2 separate regions of the Mus musculus genome follow, and region 2 is linked to region 1. A link is a loop called in an ENCODE intact Hi-C map of the cell type or tissue named here. Cell type or tissue: left cerebral cortex. All regions are shown on one strand.

Region 1 (2,500 bases):
GAGGCACCTTAAGTTCTTAAAGGATGGCTTTTCTTTGTGTTTGTATGTGTGTGCATGTGTACATGCACATGTGTGTTTGCAGGTGTGTATGTCTGTGATATGCAAGCATGTGTGTAAGAGTGTTTGCAAGTGTGTGTGCGTGTGCATATGGTTTCGTGCGTGTGTGTGTGTTATGGTATACATGCACGCATGTGTGCTTGTAGGTGTGTGTGTGTGTGTATGTGGTTATGTGTATATGTGTGTGCAGTATGCCTGCCTGCATGCATGTATTTATGTTGGCAAGTGTGTGTGTATTGTATGTGTATGGTATCTATGCATGTACATAAGTGTGTTGCAGGTACAAGTGTGTGTATGAGCATGCATGAATGTGTATGTGTGTATGTGTATGGTACACATGCATGTGTGTAAGTGGTTTACAGATATGTGTGGTTGTATGGTTGTGTATGGGTGTATGGGTGTATGGGTGTGTGTGTGTACGCCTGTGGAGGCCCAAGGCTGATGTCTGTATACTTCATCAATAATCCTTCCACATTACATTCTGAAGCAGGGTCTGGGTCAACCCCAGAGCTCACCAGTACATACATTCTCACTGGCCATCTTACTCCAGGGATCCCATCTCTTCCTTCTAAGAGATCACAGGTGGATATTTATGTGGATTCTGGGAAGCCAAACTCCAATCTTCTTTCTTGCTTAGCCAGCATTTAAACAGCGCGAGCCATCTTCCCATTCCCTTAAAGATTATTTTTAAAAAGAAATACGAGAGTATCTCCTCTCTTGGCTATGGAGCAGGTTCTCATTCAGCCTGGATCTTATAGGTGCAGGAAGACAGGCTGGCCATGAGCCCCTGGGACCTACCTTTCACTGACCCACCCAACTGTAGGGCTCCTGCAACTGTGCTGCAGGCCTAGCTTTTACCTGGCTTTGGGGAATCTACCTAGGTTCTCATACTTGCACAGCAGGCACGTTTCAGACTGAGCCCTCTCTGCACTGCCCATTGCTCTTGTCACCAAGAGACAGGGTCTCATAGCCAACTCCTGTCTCAGCCTCTCCAGCGTTGAAAAAGCAGGTGTGTGTATTTGTGATAACACATTACAGAAGCAGCCTCTGAGGAAAAAATACCCATAGTTCACATATAATTCAGTCACATCAAGTGTATACATCAATCAGTGTAGACCACTTCCTTATCTTGGACCTTCATGGTGAAGGCTGCGGCTCCTTCAAGCCTTCCTTTAGCTGACTGCTAAGTTGTCTGGTCCAACACAGTCACCTAGTGGCCAATGCAGGCCACTGCTCCATCTTCTTGATGCTCATCATTCAATTCTCCCTCTAGCAATACTGCTCTACTACAGAAAGAGCAATATAACTGTAGTATATATGGTATAAAATGACAAGACTATGTGAGAAGGCATATCTTTCAGGCATTTTAATAAAATGTCAAATATCCCTGGTGCTGACATTTTCTAAAAGTTAAACTAGAATGCTGCATTGCTTCTGATTAATTCCCTGTACAATTACAATACTCTGTCTTTCCCAGCAGTTCTGTAGTAATGCAATCCCACATCTGGGCAATCTACTATTTATAGCCAACCAGCCAAACAGTCAAGCCATTAATGAGGAAGACTCCTTCACTTGCAGCCCCCGAACCTTTGTGTTTCCAGTCCAGATCAACTGTGAAAACCCTCCCACTAATTACCATGCCCTACCGGAGCTACAATCTCTGTCTGATGTAGAACTGAGGGGCACACGAGACTGAATGCAGACTCCTGAGAACTAGCTGGGGAGCTGTGGGGGCAACTTTTGGTCATCTCAAGGTTCCAGACTTTCCTGGCAATTTGATAGAAGGCTGATCTACTTTGGTTGAGGCATAGCATGGTTGCTTTTGACACGGACCCACAGATCTCCGTGCTACTAAGAACATGCTGGATTTTTGTAGGTCGAGGCTGGAGATGGCTGTGGTGTCCTAGTTGTGAGCAATACTACACCAGCACAGCTGACTACCAGTCATCTTATCATAGGGAAGTCTCCTGACCCTCAAGAGGCACCATAGTGAGAGATTAAAGATTATTCAGCTTCAACAATGATAGAAGCACAGTTCCCCTTTTTCCCTAAGTCATTATTTAAAGAGAACACAGTCTTTGAGTAGCTGGAGGCTTAGGCTTATGACAAACTCAGAAAAAAAAACCCATCTAAAACTCGCTTTTCATGAATAATTTTTCAGTTATTCAGCTGGGTCCTGAGTGATTCTACATCATGCCACTGCACCATGATCAATGGTTAATGGAGTAGTCCAGATGTGTGCTTGGACTTTCTCTCTCCACTTTCTATCACCCCATCTTTATGAGTGGACACTTAGTTTAGCTTCCCCATCCTCTCTTGGGTGCCACAGTCCCAAGAGCTCTGTGAAACATGAAAGGCTGCCTCGCCTGCAGAAGTTAGAGATTTTTCTTTTTTCTCTTTACAGTGTCATTTTTCTTCCAAGGTTTCTCTTCTCTGGATGCTT
Region 2 (2,500 bases), 65 kb after region 1:
TTTTCCTTGAAGCAGAGCCTCACTCTAGCTCATGCTGAGCTGGAACCCATGTAGCCTAGGCTGGAACCCATGTAGCCTAGGCTGGACTTAAACTCATGGTAGACTGCCTGCTTCTTCAGCCTCCTGACAGTTGGGAGTACAGGCCTGAGCACCACACCCAAGCTTTCAAAAGGAACAGCATCATGGAAACAAAAAAGATATTTAGCTTGACACTGACCCACTTTCCAAGAAAAGACTGGCAAAGAACATGAGTCCTGACACTGAGTGCATGAGAGGTCCCTGTTCATAGGTAAAGCATTTCCTTCCCAGGGCTGAATAAAAATATTGTTTCAATATGAGTAAATTCTCAGAAAGTTACCAGCTGAAGGGCTCAGGGTTGATCAGAGGCAGAGTATTTGCCTAAAGGTTACCAGACAGGGCTGGAGAGGTGGCCGAGTGGCTAACAACATGTACTGTACTTTCAGAGGACATGGTTCAGTTCTAAGCACCCATATCAGACAGCTCACAACCACCCTAAGTCCTACTCCAGAGATGCGATGCCTCTGGACTCCTTAGGCATGTGTACCCACACTTAAAATTAATAATAATAAAAAAGTCTTTAAGATCACTAGCCAATAAAGAGTTAAAAATAAAGATATGGTGGTGCACACCTGTAACCTCAGTACTTGGGATGTGGAAGCTGGAGCGTTAGGGGGTCAGTCCTTGGCTATCGAGAGAATTTAAGGCCATCATGGGCTCCATGAGACCATGACTTATCCCAAACCTCCCACCCTCCCAAAGAAAGAAGTATGATAACTGACCCTAAGGAAAAGAAAAGATGAAGAAAAAATATGTATCCTCAGTTTTTAAAGTCTTTTGGATTTTTAAAGCAAAGGTTGCATACCAGGGCATGGAAGCTCACCACTGGGATCCTAGCACTCAGCAGGCACAGGTAGGTAGAGCCATGTGATCCCCAGGCCAGCCAGAGCCATACAGGAAGACCCACTGCCAATCAACAAATAAGGTTAAAGAACCCTGTTACCTACCTGAAATGGTAGAGGATCCTTTAGAATTGACTTAAACTTGGAGCTAAACTACACCCTACTCACTCCTAAATGCATATTCAACTTCCTGTGTTACATGCACTGCATTTATCACTATGGAGGGTATATGTATGCTACTGTTGTCTTTTTAGGTTTCATAAATGGATACAATTTCCCTTCTAGAAGACACTGCTGCTGCCTCAGCTCCACAGTGACAAGCAGAGATGACATTCACCCGGCAGTTTGGTGACTCCCTGCATGAGCAGCATGTGCTTTCAAAGGGAAGCCAAAACCCAAGAGGCGCACGCCAACCCAAGAGGAGCACGCCAACCCAAGAGGAGCAGCCAACCCAAGAGGAGCACGCCAACCCAAGAGGAGCACGCCAACCCAAGAGGAGCACGCCAACCCAAGAGGAGCAGCCAACCCAAGAGGAGCAGCCAGGTCAGCAGATTTCTGCCCCCACCGAGCGAGCTCTTTGGACGCTTCCCAGCGCCAGGATCCTGAGGACACACAAAGTCCTGACTGAGCAGCTTGCAAAGATTCAGCAACACAACAACGTAATCCAGTCTGAAAGCTTTGAAAACTAATAGCCCCACGATACCACTCTCTCCAACATGGGGAGGACTTGACAACTTCAATATTCATCCAATATGGAGAGGACCTTGTATAACTCAAAAACTGTGTGATACATCCGTGTCTTGGGAAAGGTTCTGAAAGTCTCTTCCCTCCCAGAAGACAAAGGTGCTATCTGCCTTAGACCTTCTGGGAAAAGAGAAAGTGAAACCGATCTGTAAGAGAAAGCCTGGGAACAAGACATCATCTGTTCCTCACATCTGCATTCCAGAGAGCACACTCAACTCTACTCAGGAAGGGCTTCTGTTAGGATGTGCCTTTAGAAGTGCGTGAATGACATCAGGGTTCCGCAGTGTTGAAACAAAGGAAACTTTTCAAATGATGATGAAGCCGAGTGCACTTAGCTGGATCATAGCCTAAAGCTGGAGTTGTGGTTTTAGTACCAGCCACCTATGTATCCATATATTAAGGCCTCTGTATTAGAATACTATTTAGTTGCCGGTTTCCAGCAAAAGCATCAAGTCCTTCTACAGGGTGCAAGAAGGGGAAGGATGAGGTGAATGCTGGGAACTGAGCCCCGTTCCTGCCGCCACAGCAGAGGAGCCTACACTCCCATCATGGAATGAGGAGGAAAGCATCACATGACTTAAGCCTCACTGTTATAACTCAGTTATAACACAGTTATAACAGTTATAACTCACTGTTATAACACACTGTTATAACACAGTTATAACACAGCACAACAGTCAGTCAAGTGCAGTGGTTCTCAGCCTTCCTAACGCTGGGATCCTTCAGTACAGTTCCTCATGTTGTAGTAATCCCCAACCATAACATTAGATTGTCACTTCATAAGTGCAATTGTACTACTGTTATGAATGGTAATGCAAATGTTTGCACTTCCTGAT

What was found. A loop is a pair of places that touch in the nucleus more often than their neighbours do. Peaks named below come from ENCODE experiments on the same cell type or tissue, not always from the same donor. Only the 100,000 strongest peaks of a DNase experiment are listed, where the experiment ranks them.
Region 2: it touches region 1 in a loop (2.8-fold over the local background); 3 of 42 quality-filtered maps call a loop at or near these places.

Annotation. Positions count from the first base shown.
Region 1 is chr9:60,598,460-60,600,959 of GRCm38, forward strand. All of the region lies in intron 14 of Lrrc49 (leucine rich repeat containing 49), which reads right to left. Among named protein-coding and RNA genes, the nearest start is that of 9230112J17Rik, 54 kb to the left of the region's middle. In left cerebral cortex, a CTCF peak has its summit at 1,278; a DNase peak (open chromatin) is centred at 1,257.
Region 2 is chr9:60,663,200-60,665,699 of GRCm38, forward strand. The region is part of intron 8 of Lrrc49 (leucine rich repeat containing 49); the gene reads right to left. Among named protein-coding and RNA genes, the nearest start is that of Lrrc49, 24 kb to the right of the region's middle. In left cerebral cortex, no CTCF peak of the experiment used is centred here; a DNase peak (open chromatin) is centred at 1,384; H3K27ac peaks cover 233 bases.